Regions from separate parts of the Mus musculus genome. Here region 2 is linked to region 1. Evidence: chromatin loops called from intact Hi-C (ENCODE). Cell type or tissue: left cerebral cortex. All regions are shown on one strand. Links, peaks and the distances in the headings refer to the core of each region. The heading gives the core; the rest is flanking DNA. Region 1 holds the start of Eps8 (epidermal growth factor receptor pathway substrate 8). Region 2 overlaps Eps8 (epidermal growth factor receptor pathway substrate 8).

What was found. Hi-C counts contacts between places; a loop is a spot of excess contacts. Peaks named below come from ENCODE experiments on the same cell type or tissue, not always from the same donor. Only the 100,000 strongest peaks of a DNase experiment are listed, where the experiment ranks them.
Region 2: it touches region 1 in a loop (1.8-fold over the local background); 2 of 42 quality-filtered maps call a loop at or near these places.

What each region holds. Positions count from the first base shown.
Region 1 is chr6:137,643,206-137,653,353 of GRCm38, reverse strand. It overlaps Eps8 (epidermal growth factor receptor pathway substrate 8), which reads left to right and starts at 4,069. Exons shown (of 22, transcript NM_007945.3): 1 at 4,069-4,302. In left cerebral cortex, for the core only: a CTCF peak has its summit at 3,998 (motif pointing left); DNase peaks (open chromatin) are centred at 4,019, 5,293 and 5,613; H3K4me3 peaks cover 2,168 bases; H3K27ac peaks cover 884 bases.
Region 2 is chr6:137,521,330-137,531,477 of GRCm38, reverse strand. It overlaps Eps8 (epidermal growth factor receptor pathway substrate 8), which reads left to right. Exons shown (of 22, transcript NM_007945.3): 5 at 2,886-2,953; 6 at 3,949-4,110; 7 at 4,241-4,390; 8 at 8,566-8,648; 9 at 9,189-9,325. Among named protein-coding and RNA genes, the nearest start is that of Eps8, 120 kb to the left of the region's middle. In left cerebral cortex, for the core only: no CTCF peak of the experiment used is centred there; no DNase peak of the experiment used is centred there.

The DNA.
Region 1 (10,148 bases), core at 906-8,905:
AGAATGTCATCTGCTATTCTTTCTTCACCTCTTCCCTGCACTGTATCCTTTTAACTCTCAGTCTGAGATTCTGAATAGCTTCACGCGTGTGATACACACCTCCCAATCTTGTTTTCCTATCTCTTCACACCCCCATGCTTTGGTTGGACATTCTTCTCACATGTTCTTAGGGCGTTTCCAACTTCAGAGGTTATATTTTCCCTTACTAGTGTTGGGAAGGCTTCTATTTCACGAATCCTTATCCATTTTAGTTGGTCTTCTACTTAGAGTTTTGTTTTTCCTTTAACAGACCCTAGTTAATTAGCTTTCCTGAAGCATAAATCCAGTCATTGTCTATTTTTGCAGCCAGTCACTTTGATAAGTTTTTCTTATATGTCTTGTACTCATTCTCTATGAATTTCATTTAACAGACATTAATGTATGGGAAATTCAAGGATAATGAAGTGAAGTTTTCCCCAGAAATAATTTGCTTGTAGCATTTCAAAAAATTTCTCTTGTGTGGTAAACAGATTATTGACTACTACAAACAAAAACAGATAGCCAAAAATAAAACTGTTTCTCTCATGTGTAAGAAATGTATGTGCATTTAGTTTTGACTAGTGGAGTCTAATGGGTGAGGCAGAAGATACACAGGACAATGATCTGTCAGTGACACTTAGCTTCCCAGCATCCTTTACACATCTAGGTGTTACACTGAAGCAATCTGAAGCTTTAGCTTCGAAGCCTTTGAAGGCTAAACATAACAGCGTCTAAGAACACAAATGCACATGAAGAACCATAACAAACAAGAAACATAAACAACTACCACAAAATAAGAGGCAAGAAGCCCAAGCAGCTCTAAGTGTGAAGAGGTCAAATGACCTAAGCATTTGGTGTGCTCTTTCAAGTGACAAATGATATGGGCAGTGGTGGCCACAGGCATGGGGAGAGCACTTGGCTACCAGATCGTACTTAGGAGATTGAGATCAGATACAGCAACCATGTTCTAAACTATAGTGCCTCTCTCCTACATCTGTCCAGAGACATGTTTTGTATTATGTGTGTTCACAACTCAGAACTGGGCTGGGATTTCAGTTCAACTAAAACACTTGCCATGCATGCTCCAGGCCTGAGTTTAAAATAATCATACCACAAACACATGCACACATACATACCACACATACATAGGTACATGTGTGTATACAGGTGGATAGGCTATAGGTCTTCACATAGTGGTTCTTAAGTGATAGTCCTGTATCAGGTTATATGGTGGAATTATGGAGGAATATTTAAAGAAATTTGAAGAGTACTAAACTCCCCCGATAAAGTTTTGCCATTAAAAATTTACACAATAAGAAAAAAAAAATTTCTGCCATTTCTTTTGTAACTTGAAAAAAAAATGTGTTCTTAGCATTTGTATATTTTGGTAGATGTATACTTCAATGTATTAACTGAGTCCAGTGTTTAGCATATACTACCTCATATATGTGCCATATATTTGTGATGAAATTACTTAAAATCATCTCTTCTATCTATTTTGAAACATTTGAAATGAAACTTTTGGAATGTAGCTTTTATACCCAGCTGTAAGCGCAATCAACACTTGGGATGCTCATCTATTTGATGTATTTCTGTTTATTCTCCTCTACATTTTTTCCATATGCCATTAACAAGTGAGTTTTTTCCTTTTGATCGAAGAGAAGAGCTCTTATAAAGCTTAGGCTAACCTTGAAATTGCTATATAACAAAGGGTGGCTTTGAACTCCTAATCTCTGTGGCTGTGTTTTCTAAGTGCTGCAATTATAGGCATGTGCCAAACATGCCTAACAATAAGTGAGGTCTTCAGTCAATAAAAACATATATGATAGCACTCTAAAGAGCTAAACCAAGCTGTTATGATGGCTCAGCAGGTGACAGAACTTACTACCAATATCCTGAGTTTAGTTCCTGGGACCCACATGGTGTAAGGAGAGAATTAAGAATTGAGTCTGAAAATTTTTCTTCTAATCTTTATAGGCATGCCATGGCACATCTACACACTCACATTCATGCACGCACGAGAGAGAGAGAGAGAGAGAGAGAGAGAGAGAGAGAGAGAGAGAGAGAGAGAGAGAAGAAATAGAAATCTGTTTAAAAAATTTAAACAGGAAAATTTGACATTGAGTCTTAGCAGATTATAATCCAAATTACTCAAATGAAACAAATAAGACCTATACATCAAACTTATAGTTTAAGGTTATGTTGACAGCTAATATTTCTATGAAATTATACCCTAATACAAAGATAAAATTTAAAGGGAAAATTAAGGTTGAACAATATAGAATTACAGAGAGTATTAAGGTCGAACATACAGTTCATGTGAAGTTCACTTTATCCAGGCCTCTTCTGTTTGACTCTAGGCAGTCCACTTGCCAAAAGAAAACCAGATATGGGTTTGGGATGTCTTGCTGGGAGGGTTTCTTGGGTCAAAGGGTCAGTGATGATTTTAGTTTCTTGCCGAGCGTCTCTGTGTGTGTGTGTAATTTCAGAGAAAAAAAAAAAACCCTAAAGCTCATTTGAGTCAGAAAAGAATGGTTTTGACAGATTTCTCTGCCATTTGAGGACCAGTCAAAGGAAAAACATTTTGAGGGCATGTCTCAAAATAACTAGCAGAAGGTTCTGTTGGTTATTTGTTAACCTGCTTCTACTATGTTGGTTATTTGTTAACCTGCTTCTACTATTTCAAGTCTTACAATATCTGTAAGGAGCAAGATTAATTTCATGTCAGTCCTCAGGGTCCATCTTTCCCAGTCTACAGTTGAAGGAGAGTTGATCTGAGTATATAAATCTATGTATGTAAGCTGTGGAGTAGGCAGACCTGGATTTCAATCCTAATGTCACTATTGGCTTTGGCAAAAAGAAAATTCTGAATAACATTTTCCCAATTTTCTAAAGCGGTGATTCATTTTAAGGGTTAGAGATGGTGTAAAGTAAAATTTGTAGCTCCTGGCAGAGATTGTCAATTAACAATCCTAGTTTTCTATACCATCTATCAAAACCAGCTATTTCGAACACTGGACATGCTCAAGTGGATGTCAGTCTGTTGGGAATGTTGGATGGAGGAAGATTCTGGATGAAGGCAGTAGACCGAACTTAATCATAAAACCCATCACTGCCCCCTTTTAGTCTCCATCTTGGCCTGCTAATTCACGGTCTCTTGAATGAGCTTTTGCTTGCCTCGCAAAGCAGGTAGGCCCAGCTATTTAAGCCAAGTTTTGTTTAATAGTCTGCCTTGGCTTCTTTGGAAGTCAATTGCCTTGGAAGTTAGAAGGGCCAGGGTGTCTGGGGGCGTAGCTGTGACAACGGAGGTATTGTAGAAGGTAAGAAAATGCCAGGTTCAGAAGAGAAGACTGGCAGATCCTTATTTTGTGGCTTCAGTGATCGAGCCAAGGAGCACTGAGCAGTGGTGAGTAGTTATTACTGGACTAAAGAGTCTCCCATACTTGAAACTACACCAGACTCTTGGCAGGAGCTCCTATGAAAAATGGGATCCAGGACGCCTGGTGAGACAGGTCTGGGCTTGCTGGCTATATCCAGGGACTGGAGTATTGTAGTCTCTCTAAACCAGTGAAGCCCTTGGGTACCACTTGCATACTGCTTTGGTTGAAGAGAGATGGTACAGGAGCAGACCAATGGACACAGGTCACAGGTCAGAGGCTGGGGAATACCTCTTCTTGGTAGTTGAGTAGGGCAGTAACTCCCAGATTAACACTAGTCATCAGTTGTGTGGCAGGATCTGGCCGCGGTCACCTGAGCGCTCTTTCCGCCTGCGGCATCCCCCCCCCCCCCCCCCCCGGCTGTGCTCTGCAGACCTAGGTCATTTCACTTGAGGAATTGTAGACACCACTCTGAGGCTGGGATCCCGGGTCTCCCCTGCGGGGTGCCGTGCTCGCCTTGTGGGATGAAGCCCTTGAGATTCTATCCAGAGCCCTAGGGTCTACTAGAGACTCAACTGTCCTCAAGATCTTGCAAACGGAGCCCTCTCCCGGCCGCGCGGGGCAACGCGCGTTCCCGGCTCGCTGCTGGGCATGCGCGGCGCGCGCTGGCTGTGTCCGGGAGCGAGCGGCGCGCACACACGGCCCGGGCGGCGGGCGAAGCGGGCTCCCGGGGCGCTGGGCGCAGGGCGCAGGGCGCAGGGCGCGGGGCAAGCCCCAGCGGCGTGTCTGCAGCGGGGCGCGGCGGGCGCTCCAGCTCCGGGATCTTTCTCCCTCCGTCACCTCCCTCGCGTCTAGGGAGGTCGTGGCACTCCCTGAGGAGCGCGGCTGCTCGGAGGGCGGATCCTAGGTAAGAGCCCCCCGAACATCAGTGCGGCTCCCCGGGTGGGATTCCCGCGGCATGGGCTCCCTCTCGCTTTCCCATAAGGGTCTTTGTGAGCCGTCACCGGAGTGGTGCCAGGCTCAGCGGCCGCTGCGGTTCACTTGGACCCTTTGCAACTGGTGTGTCGGCGGCCAGGTGTGCGCGGCGCTGCCGCCCTAGCGCGTCCCCGCGCCCGCTCCGCGCACCCCGAAGCCAGGAGACCCGATCCCCCCGCGGCCTCCTCCGCCCGGGTGGTCGCCGAGGTCCCCCGAGAGACCCCGCGCTCCCCTGGGCTGCGCGGGCGTACCTGAGTTCCGCACACCTGGACTCCCACCCCGCCCTAACGTCTTAGATGCAGGGCTTTCGGAGCGCCTCTCACCCAGCTCAAGTGGGGACCCCTTAGGAAACCTGTTTGAGATGTGGACCCGCCCTGGTATACACCCTCCAGTTGAGGTAGCTCGCTGTGTTTGAATAGTTGTGAATTCTGGATCACTTTCCAACACCATTTTACTTTTAGGAAGATGGCCTCTCTATGGCTGTCAGTAGTGCTTCGGAGGGCTCCACACCCACCGAGAGAGACAGTGAAGGCGCCCCGGGGTCTCATCCCTTCCTTCCTTTCAATGACTACAATACACATGCAAAAATCTTTGCCCGGTTCTCTGAGCCATGTTGTTCAAATCCTCCTCCTGTAGCCCCCAAGTGCTGTTGGCATCTCGCCGGGGCAGGACGCCCTAGGGTTTGGGCTTAAAATCCATAGACATTTGGAGCAGCGAGGCATTAGAAGAGGAGGTCTTCCTGAGCCAGTGTTTCAGCGAATGCATGGCTGCTTTTCTTCTAAAGGTTTCCCTTCTTGCCTCAGACAGTAAGAGAAAGAGACGAAAAAGCGAATAAGATAGTTCAGATCCAACTTGGTTCAGACACGTGTGGGTACTTTGAAGTTTTATTTGGTTTTGCCACTTTGGGGAGGAGGTGGAATTACGATTCCTGGAAGACTTTTTTTATGTTTAAAAAAAATCGTCAAAGTGTCTGTGTTGCGGGCTGTTTCTAATTTCTCGCTCTTGAAAGGATGCCATTCTAAGGCTCCCTGGGTTTTGGAACGGCTGCGCTCATTGTGTAGAATTGTAGATCTTGGGACAGTGAGTCTATTGAAATGAAAGCCAATGACATCTCGCCTCACCTAGTAAAGATTTCCTTCTTGTTTTGTTTTTAAATTGGGGATTGGAGGGTTTGGGGCACGCTGCTGTAGTTCTTAGTTTGCTGGGGTGGGAAATCTGTGAGTGATGAGCTCGCACCACCTGAAAGTTAAGCTTCTCTGTAGACTCATCACATAGCCGGCTGGGTACAGTGAGCCACAAGCTAGTAAGCTTGTGTGTGTAGAAAGCCCTTCCCGCACCATAGGAGACTAAGACTTTGTAAAATTCCGCAAGTCATTCACTTCCTTCATAGCAGGAAAAGAGAGAGAGAGAGAGAGAGAGAGAGAGAGAGAGAGAGGAGAAGAAAGTATCTTTTAAATCCTACTATTCTGAGCCAAGTGTTGCTCTCTGAATTGGGACGTCTACTTTGTAACTTTCACTTTCCAGTGTCATTGAGTATCATTATAATTGGCAAATGATTGTTTTAATCCCCTAACAGGAAACTGGTGTTTAATTTTGAACACTTTGCTTATTTGTGGTCAGAGGCAAAGAGTTCATTTTGTGTGCTCATCCAGCGTTACCCGGATTCAGTGTACACTGGTTCCTTCAACCTTGGCTTCTTTGTAGCCCTGTGACACAGGCTCTGCTCTCTGTTTAAGCATCTTTTCGTTTAGTCCTCTTTCTTCTTCTGAATCTCCTCTTCAGTCACCTGCTTTTATCTTAAAACATAAGTTCGTCTGAGCTAGGTTTGAATAAGAAACTATTAACCCCAGATTCAAACCTCTTTAGTTCCTTAAGTCTTATTGGATGAGTTTTAGCACTAGCTTTGTGTACATTTTCAGTTGGCTTTTCCAAGTTGTACTAGATACATTTGGCCGCTTTGTCTCAGTGCAAAACAACCAGAGGATAGCTTATAAACTTTCAGACATCTGCAGGGGTATCAGAGAGGAAGGGATGGAACTGTAGCCAAAGTGCTATACAGTACATCTCTCCTGGGAATTGCCCCACCAAAGTGTTTGCAGCTGCGGGGAACTGGACTTATTTTTCTTAAGAAACATTGTAGTGGAGTCCTTGCAAACAGTGTGAACTGAGTATTTATAAGAATGTGGGGGTTCTTTAGGTCCACACTGTAGCATCTGCAGTCATTCTCACATACACATCCTAAGTGGGGTCTTAAAAGAGACCATAAGGCCTGGAGAGGTGAATAAAGTGCTTGCCAGTCTAGGATGAGTTCAGAACCTGCGTACCCCAAAAAAAAAGCTGGCGTGCTTCTGCAGACCCAGTGCCGGGGTACAGAGGGTGAATACTAGGGACTTGCTAGCTAGCCAGTCTACCTCAAATGGCAAGCTCCAAAGTCAGCTGTGTACACACACATGCACACACACACACATACACACATGCACACACACACACACACACACACACACACACACATACATGCACACACACTAAATGAATATTGAAAGCAGTCTGTAAGCTATTTATGTGGTTGGTAAATAGTTCAGCAATGGTCGGAGAACTTTGTAGCAACGTCTACTAACATGTTACTATTGACTGCAGTTCAAGGGTCTTATTGGTGAAGTATTGTTAGCCATAGCTCACATTTTGAATATATGTCTTTTCCCCTTTGTTTTTTGGTGATTGAACCCAAGGTCTCAGCACATAGCTCTACCACTGAGCCACACCCCAGGCTTCCTTAGCTTTAATCTAATGCCTGTTTTCTATCTCAGGACCATTAAGTCAGAACACTGGTTACATTTAACGGTTGCAGTTTCTTCTGCTCCAGTTGGCTCTGATCCTTACTTCCTCAGCTTTTCTTTTCTCCTTTCCTTTCCTTTCCTTTCCTTTCCTTTCCTTTCCTTTCCTTTCCTTTCCTTTCCTTTCCTTTCCTTTCCTTTCCTTTCCTTTCCTTTCCTTTCCGTTCCGTTCCGTTCCGTTCCGTTCCTTTCCTTTCCTTTCCTTTTCTTCCCTTCCCCTTCCCCTTCCCCTCCCCCTTCCCCCTTCCCCCTTCCCCCTTCCCCCTTCCCCCTTCCCCCTTTCCCCTTCCTATCTTTTCTTGACAGCTTTGGCCATTTTGAGGAGTCCTGGTCATATATGCTTTCCCCTTTTGAATTTGCCTTTTGTTTGTCCCAAGGTTAGGCAGCAATTAATCAGACCCTTGATCCCTGCATTAGGAAAGCTCAGGCAGAAAGATGGCGGGTTCGAGGCCAACCTGGCTACATGCTGAGGCCCTGTCAGGGTTACTGGTGCTGTGATAAAACACCATGGCCAAAAGCAAGCGGAGGAGAAAAGGGTTTATTTGTCTTTGGCTTCTGCATCACTGTTTATCTTTTAAGGAAGTCAAGGCAGGAACTCAGAACAGACCAGGAACCTGGAGGCAGGAGCTGATACAGAGGCCACGGAGAAGTGCTTGTTTACTGGTTTGTTCTCTATGGCTTGCTCAGCCTGCTTTCTTAAAGAAGCCAGAACCACCAGCCCAAGGGCGGCCCTGCCTACAATGGAATGAGCCCTCCCAGATCAATCACTAATTAAGAAAACACCACACAGGCTTGCCTACAACCCTATCTCATGGAGGCGGTGTTTTTCACTGAGGCTCGATCCTCTCTGATAGTTTTAGCTTGTGTCAAGTTGAATATAAACTAGCCCAGACAGACCCTGTCACAAAACAAGGAAGCTCAGCCAGTGTGGGTTTTGGATTGAAAGACAACCAGGGCAAAGTGCCTTACCCATCACGGGTCACCGTGCACACCATCAGTAGGGTTATCAGACGCATCTTGATCACTGGCTGAGATAGCATCTGTCAGTTTTTTTCTGCAGCTAAGTTCCCGGTCTTCTCTTTTCCATTCCCTCCTCTTGGGAAGGAGTCTCCCAGCACAGCCTGGGTTTAAGGAGTGGAGACTTGTGACCCTTCCCTGTCCCTGAGCGTGTAATATCTCTCTACAGCTATATGTTATTTACCATTTCAATAGAAACCTAGCCAGGTCACATCATGTCATGGAAAAAGTAAACTCAGCCACCGTGGGCTTTGGATTGGAAGATGACGGAGGTTACTTAACCTCATCCACCACAGGTCTCAGTACACACTACCAGCAGGGTGTTCGGACTCATGGGAGAGTTTCCTCTTTTCCTTCATTTAGTTATTGGGTCATTTGTGTCTAAATCTGACTCCTGAGTACTTCACTGTATTCTTTGGACTATAATCTAGCCCCCTTGCAGCTCAAATCCTTACAGCTTGCTTCTTGCATCCCTTTGATAGATTCCTATCAATCAGTGTTTTGTTATTGTTGGTTGTTTGTTTTAAAGCACGTCTCTATAAGATGTACTAGGTTCTTTTTGTATAGTTCCAGTCTCGAATTACTCATTTCGTCTAGGAATTGGGTTGGAATTGTTTGGAACTTTTATTGGAAAGCCAGGTCTGACCCAGGAGTGATGCTTGTAATCACAATGTTCTGGAGGTAGATGTGTCAGAATTGTGAGTTCAACGTTGGCTTGAGCTATACTTTGAAAGAAACCAAGGTCTGGGCACTAAGCGTATATGTTAATGGGAATGTCATTAATTCCAGCCTCGCCTGTGAAATAAGGAAATACATTGTGTATAGGGATTTAGATGACACAGTCTATGTGTGTATATATATTTCTGCATGTGTGTATATCTATACTAAAGTAAATATGAGTTCATACTGGTGTAATGCTGATTGTGATACATATCGTTCTGGTTTCTCCCCAGTTCATCTGGAAACTTCCTATAGCAATGATGAGAAACCTCGCTCCATCCCACTGTTTGCTTAATTGTTCGTTTCCATTATACAAGTTTAGCAGTATTGGCATTGATAAGCCTTGCTAGCATGAACAGCCACGTTGCCATCTGGAGTCTGGTGCCTATATGCAGGGCCTTTTGCTTTAAGCTCACTCTTTACACAGCCAGCCAGCCAGCCAGCTGTCATGAGTTGGTTGCACACACTGCTAGTTACATTCTTATGTCAGAGTCTGTCTTCCATCTTGGAATCCCTTGGTCTTAGGGTTTATTTTCATGTACATATTAAGATTAAACCTTGGTCTTATGAAGCTCTGTGGATTTGACATGCCTATATTGGAAGTATCATATCAAATGACTTTGACACATTAAAGTTCCCTATCTTACCCTATTACTCTCATTATGCCTACTTTTTACTTTAACCTTTATTATTTTTATTATTTAAATTGGGTATCTCTCTGTGTGTCTGTGTGTGGGTATGTGCCCAAGTGCAGGTGCCCGTGGAAGCCGGAGGCATCCATCCCTTGGAGTGACTTATGCGTGGTTCTGAGTTAACTCAATGTTGGTGCTGGGAACTGAACTCTGAGTCCCTGCGAAAGCAGCACTCATTCTTAGTTGTTGAGACACCCCCTTCTCTTTTGCCTAATTCTTAATGAGCTTTTAAAAAATATTGTTTAGAGTTCTTAGAGGTTTAAATGGTTTAAAAATTTAAAGAAATGTTCATTTTTTTCCGTGCCGGAGAGTGAACCCTGAGCCGAGCATTTGTTGATTTAGTCTCCACCCCCTAAGAGTTTTGTAAAAATGAGCACCTTTCAAGTATGGGTTGCAAATATTTTCTTCTAGATTGTCTAATGTTTTTATTCTCTTGCCGGAGGAGGTGCTTGGTTCTTGTCTTTCTGTTTTTGCTTTTGTTGTTGTTTTCGTTTTTAATTTTTTATTATATATTT
Region 2 (10,148 bases), core at 750-8,749, 120 kb after region 1:
TGCTATTTACCACTGAACCTAGACGTGCATAGGATTCTCATCAAAAGACACTAATAATTGACTTTCAGGTGTGTCCTTTCAAACTTGCCTATTAAAAATTTAATAGTGAACTGTATCTCTTGACTCTATATCACCAGAATGATATTCTTTCTAAATCGTTTTTATGACATTAATATATTTTAGGGTCCTTTGAAGGTACTTTTCAGTGGCATACATCTTATTCTTTGTGAAGCATGGTTTTAAAAAAAAAGAAGAAAAGAAAAAAGCAAGTTAGAACTATTAGGGACAATATCTGGTGGTCAGAGGGATCCGTTGCCATCGTGTTAGTCAATTTCTGCTCCTGTGAATTATGTCTTCTTGGGGTTGAGATGCTGTGTGTTCTGACACCTGAGGGGATGCACTTTCTCTTCTTTTTTGTAACACAAACCTCATGCACTATTCTGGCCCTTCACCTGTGTTTGCTAATCATTTTTATCTGGAAGACCCAGTCAAGCATTCGAACATCTTGGAGCCACCATATCACCTAGTCACCGGGTACCATGGCAACCGAGGCCATTTCCTCTGCTATCCACAGGTCAAATCAGAGGACGGACGATAGCTACTCTCATGCTCTGGAGCGTTGAGTGAGAAGCTGATGAACCTGTGATTTCTAAGTAGTGTCCTTGCCAGATGTCCTCATGAGTTGTGCATTGTGTCCCATGTGTATCAGAGGCTTTTCCCAAGAACAGACATCCACATATTAGTAACTCACATTGATCCTCGGCGAGTAGAAAAGCTGTTTGCTTTACATGTGAGATATAGTTACAAGGGAAGGTGTGGGCTTCAAATGCTGGGGAAAACTGTAGGAGAAGCCAGCTCTTTCTTTTGACCACGTTATTTTGGTAGGAACAGACGGAGCGTACTTCTTCAGATCGTCATCCAAACAAAAAAAGAAAGGTAGCCAAGGTTGAATTGTGTGTGGTGGTGTGCTGTGTGGTGGTGTGCTGTGTGGTGGTGTGCTTTCACTAAATCATTTTAGTGCTGCAATAGCAAAACCAGAATAGACCGCATCGATGCAAGCTCAATGCGAGCTGTGTCAAGAGGAGCACGGGGTCTCCCGGATAAATATAAGTGGGAAGATCCTTGTTTCCATATATTTGTAAATCAGTCGTTCATTGTGCTTTTAAAAACATTTGATTCTACTGTTTAGGATCTGAATATCTAATTTACACTTTTCTGCTTGGTCCACCTTCAAGTTTTACAGACCCTTTCAGTGTAGGGGCGCCTAAGAGTAGAAAGAAACATGTTTATAGTTAGAAAATGCTGGCTGATAGAAAATACATGCCTATTGTTTATCTATAGATATACATATATTTTATATATGAATATATATCATAAATATGTCATATGACATCTCTATGTATCTATATATGTATGTATCTATCCATCCATATATATACATATACATATATACATACATACACATATATGTACATATACACACATACACACACACATATATATATGTGTGTGTGTGTGTGTGTATGTGTGTGTGTGTGTGTGTGTGTGTGTGTGTGTGTGTGTGTGTGTGGATAGATAAATACATATGACATATTTTCCACATATACACTCCTACATACACAACCTAAGACAAATGTTTACGTTTGCCAAAGCTTTAAGGCTTTAGGGTACTTTACACTTAACTTGTTTAACCTAGTATTTTACAGTAAATTCTCCAAGACCCGGAACATTAATAATCTTACCTAAACCTAGTTTCTTACTTAGGGATAAACTCAAAGTTAGATTTAGAAACACAGAGTCCCCTGATCACACAAGGTTCTTTCCATCCAAGAATTCTGCCCGAGAAGAAATAAAGCAATCCTGAATTTCCAAATCAGTTCCTTGCTTGGAAATTAACAAATATCAAATATTGATAATTTTTTTTAAAAAATTATTTTTGCTTTTGCAGTATCTTAAAAAGAAAGGCCCCTTCTGCCTGTTGAGTGGGTGGATGCAGCCGCTGCCTCCTCAGCTGCCTCCTTTTCCCTTCTAGTTTGTGTCTGTCATTCTGAGTCTCTCATTTGTGTATTCTCTTGATGTGTGACAGTGCTTAATATTGGTGGCCATCCTCGTGTTTGAATCAGTGTGGAATCCCCTTTCACATCGTCCCCCATTTGGATGCTGTGAAAGGAGAAGGTCCTCCTGGTGTCTGTGTTAGCAAGGCCATCCCCTTTATGCAGTATGGTAACTATGACAGCATCTGCTCTTGTGTTTTGACCTAAGTGCAACAACAGATGAAATTTGGAAACTTAAAAAAAAACATTTTATGAATAGTAGGTTCCTGATTAATAAAACACTATACATTAGATAACTTTTTTTCTCTTAGACCACTTATAGTATAGGAGCTGCTAGAGGTTTGGCTTTGTGGTTAAATGTGCGCATTGTCCTTGTGGACAGTCAGAGTTCAGTTCCCAGCACTTACATTGGACAGGTCCCTCCCAACTGCCTGTACTCGCAGAGGATGCTGCAGAGGATGCTGCAGAGGATGCTGCAGAGGATCCAGCTCCTCCTCGGGCTCCGACACTTATGCGCATGGATTCTCTCACACACACCTGCAGACATAAAATTTTTTTAAAATCTTTAAAACCTAGGAAATTTATAATCTTGACCTTTCGAACTGGAGGATTTAAGTTGGGCCCAAAGGTTCCTGCACACCGTTAGTTTTTCTCATGACCTTGGGCTTGCCTGTGAGTCATGAGTACTTTCAGACAGAATTCACAGTGGGGACTTGACAGCTACCGCATTCATATGTGAGATAGACTTGCTTCAGAGGTGCCGTGTGACTCCAACCTATGAACTCAAGCCATGAGTAGATAAATAATGGCTTCTCAAAACTTACCTTTCAGAACAAAGGAAGAACTATGCCCGAGACAGTGTCAGCAGTGTGTCGGACGTGTCCCAGTACCGCGTGGAAGTAAGAAGCTTTGCTCTTGCCAATACTGATTGTGACTCTTAAGGAACATACAAATTAGGAGCGAAATAAGAGCTGTGTTTCTTTTCATTTAAATAGGATGTGTTTTCAGTTGTGTGGCCTTCCTTTAAGATGTTTTCTATCTTTTGTGAAACTGAGATGCTACAGGCGAGAATTTGTGTTTCAAAATAGATTGAAATAATAACGTATTCGCTGGCCATTGTGAGCCCAATTAAAACAGGAGAAAGGCTTCCGTTTCACACTGTCATTAAGCTATGATGCACCAAGCAGCTCTGTTTTATATTTAGTTTTATCTGGTGTCATCACTAGCTTTCATTAAACCCTAGTTTCTATTTTAGTTTGTAAGATATTTGCTCTTAATTGGAATCACAACGACCCCTGTTTTTAGCGGAAAACATGTAAGCAGGGACGTCATCTTTAAGTTGCTGTTTTCAGTTTGCCGCTCATCTCAAGCATGCTTAATTAAAACTGAACCACTGTTTTTCAGTAAAGTGTTTTCAGGAGAGGGCAAACGGGTCAGTTGTTAGAGACCAGAACCCTACCTGAGGCTCCGAGTGGCTGTCCAGGTTGTAGCTGCCTCTGGAAATGCTGCTCTCCTGTGCAGCATTGAAATAGCTCTCTGAGTAACAGGGGTGGGGTCATTAATGTAAGGAAATGCTATTTATGTTTCATTGCTAAGAACTTGTCTTAATACTATGCTGTTGCAGCCCCACGTGACACAGCACGACACAGGTTCAGGGATCATACAAATCAAGGCATTGTTTTCTGTGTTCAACAAAAAAAGGCCACTCAACTCCACCCTGTCAGTGGAGTAACTGAGGTTGTTGTTGTGTGTTGTGTCAAGCCTTTGGTTCTTCTAACTGACTTCTGTTATGCAAATTCTTCCTCCTTTTGAAAAATACCTATGGAGAGGGTTTTATTTGTGTGTTCAAAGTTTTTCTTTTCCGCCCTTTTTTTTTTTTTTTGAACATCATAAGCACTTGACCACCTTCGTGCTGGATCGGAAAGATGCAATGATCACTGTCGAGGACGGAATAAGAAAGCTGAAGTTGCTGGATGCCAAGGGCAAAGTGTGGACTCAAGATATGATTCTCCAAGTGGATGACCGAGCTGTGAGCCTGATTGACTTAGAGTCAAAGGCAAGTCGGGGAGGTTTATGCCACTTTAGTCTTAAGAGTTCACCACCGATACCAACGTGTGCAGTCAGGACAGAGTCTTGGGACACAAGTGATGGTTTGACACTGTCAAATATTTACTCATTTTATACAGAATGAATTGGAGAATTTTCCTCTAAACACAATCTCGCATTGTCAAGCAGTGGTACATGCATGCAGCTATGACTCCATTCTCGCCTTGGTATGCAAAGAGCCAACGCAGAGCAAGCCAGACCTTCACCTTTTCCAGTGTGATGAGGTTAAGGTAAGAGTGCCTCAGCCTCCCATTAATTCTAGTGGGGTGTGTGTGTGTGTGTGTGTGTGTGTGTGTGTGTGTGTGTGTGTACACGAATGCCCAATGAGGTCAGAAGAAGGTGAGCTGGGATTATAAATTCGAGAAGCCTGATGTGGGTGCTTGGTGCCAAATTCCCATCCTTTGTAAGAACAGCAAGTGTTCCCAACTACTAGGCAAATCTCAGGTCCCTGTTCCTCGCTCAACCCTCTAGAGCAATATTCTGCAACTTTCAATCTTGATTATAAAGCTATCAGTTGCTAGAGTTTAACATTTTGAGAATGTGATGAAGAAAATCAGTACCGAAGTGTCTTCTATAAATTTCCAATCAGGTAAACAAAAGAGGAAATTTTATTATTATTTTTTTAACTCAAGGTGTAGTAAGATGGGTCCTACTTGTACCACTCAGGAGGGTGAGGCAGGAGGATTGCTGCAAGGCAGAAGCCTGTTCAAAAGTATCAAACAAACATAGACACGTGTTGTTTATCTTGTTTGCAAAGTGTACCGGTGTATGAAATTCTCATCAGGGGCTCTGTGTATATAATTTAAAAATAGATCATTAAAAATCATGCATTATGCTTGCTTCTGTGGCACATATACTAAATAGACAGACAGTAAGTATGCTACAATTCTCTTTTCTTCCTTGTTAACCTCGAAGCTTGTATCGATTGTTTCAGTGAGATCCTTGCAATGCCCCATGGTATTGATAGGAAGATTGCCATTTAATTATGGGACTTGGAAAGTTACTCAGGGTTTGTGATCCCTAAGTGCCATGAGAAATAGCTGGGCAGAGTTAGCAAGAATAATAAACTTGAGACCCCAAAATCTATGTTTCACAGTCCACGTAATTTATCAATGATGATAATTTATTGAACCTTAGAATTTATCTCCAACATTAGATAGCTTTATTTTCTGAGCTGGTGTCTCTAAAAGAGAAACTTCCTTTGGTTCATTGGCGCCTGTCTTAGTTTCTTTCCTGTGGCTGTTATAGAACACTGACCAAAATCCACTTAGGAGAGGAAAGGGTTTATTTGAGTTGATAAATCCAGAGGGACAGGAGTCTGTCCTGGTGGGTAGTCATGGCAACACACAGCAGGCATGGTAGCAGGAGCGTGGAGCAGAGAGAGCCAACTGAAAGTGGCCATAGACTTTTAATCTCAAAGCTCTTCCCCAGTGAGCACCTCTGGTGGGGGGGGGGGGAACGGGACCCAGTGTTCAAACACTGGGAATGGAGGGACAGTTCTCACTCTGGCCACCTTTTTCTCCTCCTAGAGCACTGAGTTACTTGTGACTTTTATCTTGTAAAGACATTTTAGACCAGCACAAGAAACCCACTTGATCTCATCAGCGTTTCTTTGACATTAAACCATGGCAGATGCAGATTATCATTAACAATATAGTTTGTAATCTTTCCTAATTTCAATGTATCCCACAGATGATTATAATAAAAGTCTTACTTGAAAGAACTGTGCTACTTAAGTAACTTATAGCTTGAAATTCATCAGCTTTTTACAGACTATAACTTTTCGAATTCCTTAATTATTTTAATGATTTTTGAGGATTTTGATATGTTAAAGCAAAAAAATGGTGAAGTGAATATTTCGCTCTGAAAAAAAGTAAAATCTTATTAATGGATTTTGCTTCTTTAATTTTTGTACTTATTTATTGAAGAGGGATATCATGTACGGAGGTCAGAGGGCAACTTGTAGGAATTGGTTATCACCTTCTACCATGGGAATTCCAGGGATCGAACTCAGGTCCTGAGGCTTAGCAGCAAGTGTCCTCAACCACGGAGGCGTCTTGTTGGCCCAGTTCAGAGACTTACAAACCAATGAAAAATACTGAGTCAAAAGGCATTTAAATTTTGTGTTTGTATCCCTGCTTTTAAGTCTGACTTAAATGTGAGTTACTGTCCTGAGTAAAGGTTCCAGACGTCAGCCTCTGCGTTATGGAATGAAGGGCTTTCCTTCTCTAGGGGACCGTGACCATGATGCCTCCACATGAATTTCCTGGACAATGCTCTGTACTCACCATAGCTCAGACCACTAAAAATGAGGAAAGCCACTCACCCTGGCCAGTGCCACATTTCTTTTCATGAGGTGTGCATTCCTTGCTAATTTAAAAATGCAAGTGCCTTGATACTGTGATTTGTAACTAGTCTGTGTGCAGAACATCTTGCGATAACAGTTTTTGAGTGTAACTTTTTATCATGGGATGCTACATGGTGCGTTTGCCTCCTTTAGCGATGGCAACATTTTTCATAGAAGTTCAAGGTTCTAGACACCTCCAGTTTTAATCTTCTATATAATAGAGGACTTTGGCCTTAGTTGACCATCTGGAATGTGTTGGGCTAGACTGTTCTAAGGATGCACTGTACTGGGGTCCATTGCAGTGTTACCTCACCCTGAACATGATGCAGGCCAGGCTACTTCTCCTAGTTCCCCTCAGAGAATTAACTAGAAAGGAGACTAAACAAGGGCTGGGGAGACTGTTCGGTGGATGAACTGCAGTTGAAATCCCCAGAACCTATGTCAAGCCAGCTGTGATGGTACGTATCTATCATCCTCACACAGCTCCAGAGAGATGGAATGCAGAGACAGGAGAATTTCTCAGAGCTCCAGACCAGCTGGACCAGCTTATGTAGGGGTAATCAGCAAAGGGCCTTGCCTCCGGCAAGGTGAAAGGTGGAAAACATCACCTGAGGTTGTCCTCTGACTTCCTTTTATGTAATCAGTGTTCATATATGGGCGGTCACATGTGTGCTTGTGTGTGTCCGTGTGCACGTGTGCACTTTCTCTCACACTCCATGATCTTGAGGTCTCCCATCAGTTTTTATACTCACCAGTGCTGACTGTTAAAGAATACGTGACTCATATATCTGAGAAAAATGTATATAATTACACAGAGCACACAAGCCCAAAAATAGGAGATAAATACATGAGCAACATCCTCATATACAGTGATAATTACAGGCTACAGATAAATTTCATAACAAAGAAAAATTGACACCTTATCTACAAAACTCACTTGAATTCCCAAGAAAATCTAATCGTTGGTCTTGTTGGGAACATAATGGGAAAATTTGTGGTGGCAGATAGTTCATTTTTACCTGAAATGGAATAATAAAGTGATTATCAAAACGGATACAATATAGAATTGAGACTCAGCCTGTGAATGTACTGCTGAGTGAGTTTTCCATCCCGGTGGCAAACCATCGAGCTGAGCAACTTGCAAAGAGAGAAGGTCTGTTTTCCTAGTGGCTTCGGAGGCTTCAGTTCCATGGTTATTTGGGACATTGCCTTTGGGCCTGCAGTGGGAAAGTCCATGGTAGTAGGAAGAGTGTGGTAGAATTGCTGTTTGCTTCTTGGGAAGCAGGAAGTGATAAGAGACAGGCAGGAAGTATCTGGCAATCCTAGTGTCATGTAAGAGCAAAGCGCAATGTCTTCCTTCCACGACCTCCCTTTTGAAGGCTGGAACCCGGCCTTCACCATGCATCCATTCAGGGATACTGCAGACACTAACCTAGCAGAAGGTGTGCCTTAAGGTCTGGTGCCTCTGTAGGGCCGGGTGATTGCTTGGTGAGTTAATAGGTTCCCCCTGTGGAAAGGGAAAGGGGGAAGGGTCCCCCAGCCCTGCACATCATCTCTTATATCCTTCCTCTGTGACAGCCGAGACACTCACCTGTGTCCTCTCTGCAGTTGCCTTTCTCTGCTGGGCTCTTGGGGAGGAATGTTTAAGTGGAATCTGGACGTAGATTAACCTTAAAAATCAACATTTGTACCGGGCAGTGGTGGCACACACTTAACCCCAGCACTTGGGAGGCAGAGGCAGGCAGATTTCTGAGTTTGAGGCCAGCCTGGTCTACGGAGTGAGTTCCAGGATAGCCAGAGCTACACAGAGAAACCCTGTCTCAACAAAAGAGAAAAGAAAAAGAAATCAGCATGTGAGTTCCATCATTATAAAATACACCATTGAAAACTAGAGTCATATTTTTACGGTAGATGCTAAAAAGTCTTTCTATTTATATCACACCAAGATACTTACTGATGCAAACAGTGAATATAAATTATATTTTCTTTCTGTCTTAACCTTTATATCAAAGCTCAGACAAGCCTATGGCCTTCTGGATAACTCATCTCTCCTTTCAGGCAAACCTAATTAGTGAAGATATCGAAAGTGCAATCAGTGACAGTAAAGGTGGGAAACAGAAGAGGCGGCCGGAGGCCCTGAGGTAAGAGCATCAAATGGCATTAGCGCCATGGGATTGGATAGTATGCCTCCTTTTTTTTTTTCCTCCTGGAGGTGTAGGGAAGTTATTTTCAATGGAGGTGAATTATTCCGTTTTCTAAATTGCAACCTTTAACCACAACTTAAGCTCTGGTTGCCTTGCCAGTCCATGTCTGCCCCTTCTTGTTTCTCCATGTGTCAACTCTGTCTCCCACACAGCTTCTCAGACATCTGCAGATGTCCCAGAGAGTTATAAGAAAAAGTGGAGTGTTTTAAGAGATGACCCAAGGTCTCCCCATAGGCCCACAAGCTTTTCAAATATCATGTGACCTAGAGAAAAAAAATCAATGTTGCTTCCCAGGGATTTTAATTTTTCTGTGTCTCAGGAACTTACCAGCAGACACAGCACAGCTGGTCAGGAATTCTGATTTCCCTGACAGTTACTTCTGAGGTTGAAGGGCAAATGGCACCAGTGGGTTGCACCGTTGTTAGCAGACGTGGAGATGGTAACAGCCCAGTTGGATAATTTGTTTTTAATTTTCAGGATGATTGCCAAAGCAGATCCTGGCATCCCTCCTCCTCCCAGAGCTCCTGCCCCTGTGCCACCAGGGACTGTCACACAGGTGGACGTTAGGAGTCGCGTAGCAGCCTGGTCTGCCTGGGCAGCTGACCAGGGCGACTGTAAGTACCCAGCCCTAGCCCTTCTGAGCATCCACGAGAGCTATGGTGTCAGTCCTCCTTTCAAGTCCTCATGGTAATTTGTAGATTAAAGTTCACTTTAAAGAACCAAATCTTAGATGTTACAGAGTTAAGTCTTGGCTGCTGTTAAGGTTATCATCCACGAGAATTCATGCCAACCATTTAATACTCTATGAGGACTACACTCATTTCTGGCTGGTTATTCGTGTAATGTCTAGGTGACTTTTGCACCAGATGCCACGTTGGTCACTGTCACTTATAGAGTCACTGCTGGCAAGATTGTTTTCAACATCTCTCCTCCAGCAGCCTGAATGGCACCTTCTGAAACTATACATTCTGCGGGTAGGGACGAATCTTCCAGCAGGGTTTCTCTATGATGCCTTATGCTGAAGTGTGCAGTGTCTTTAATGATAGGGACTTTTAATCTTGTGAGCTAAAAATTGAGACCTGAAATAAGACCTGGCTCTGTCTGTCCATATGACCGTGGAAGGTCATCCCTTTGTGCTTTGGTCTCAGCTGTAAAGTGCACATAATGACCCCCAGGTTTCTGTGAATGCTAAAGCCGGTGATGCTGTCACTGTCACAGTCAATGAACGCTGATGACCTCTGCTTTAGGCATCACATGCGTTTCCACCAATTTTCTTTGTAAATCCAAAGGTTAAATAACATGATTTTTTGAAAGACTATGCTATATCTGTGCTTATTGTGAACCCGAGGTTAGTTTTGTTGGTATCGTTTTGGTGGAGGGGGATCTGGATAGTTGTTGTTATTGTTGTTGTTGTGTGTGTGTGTGTGTGTGTGTGTG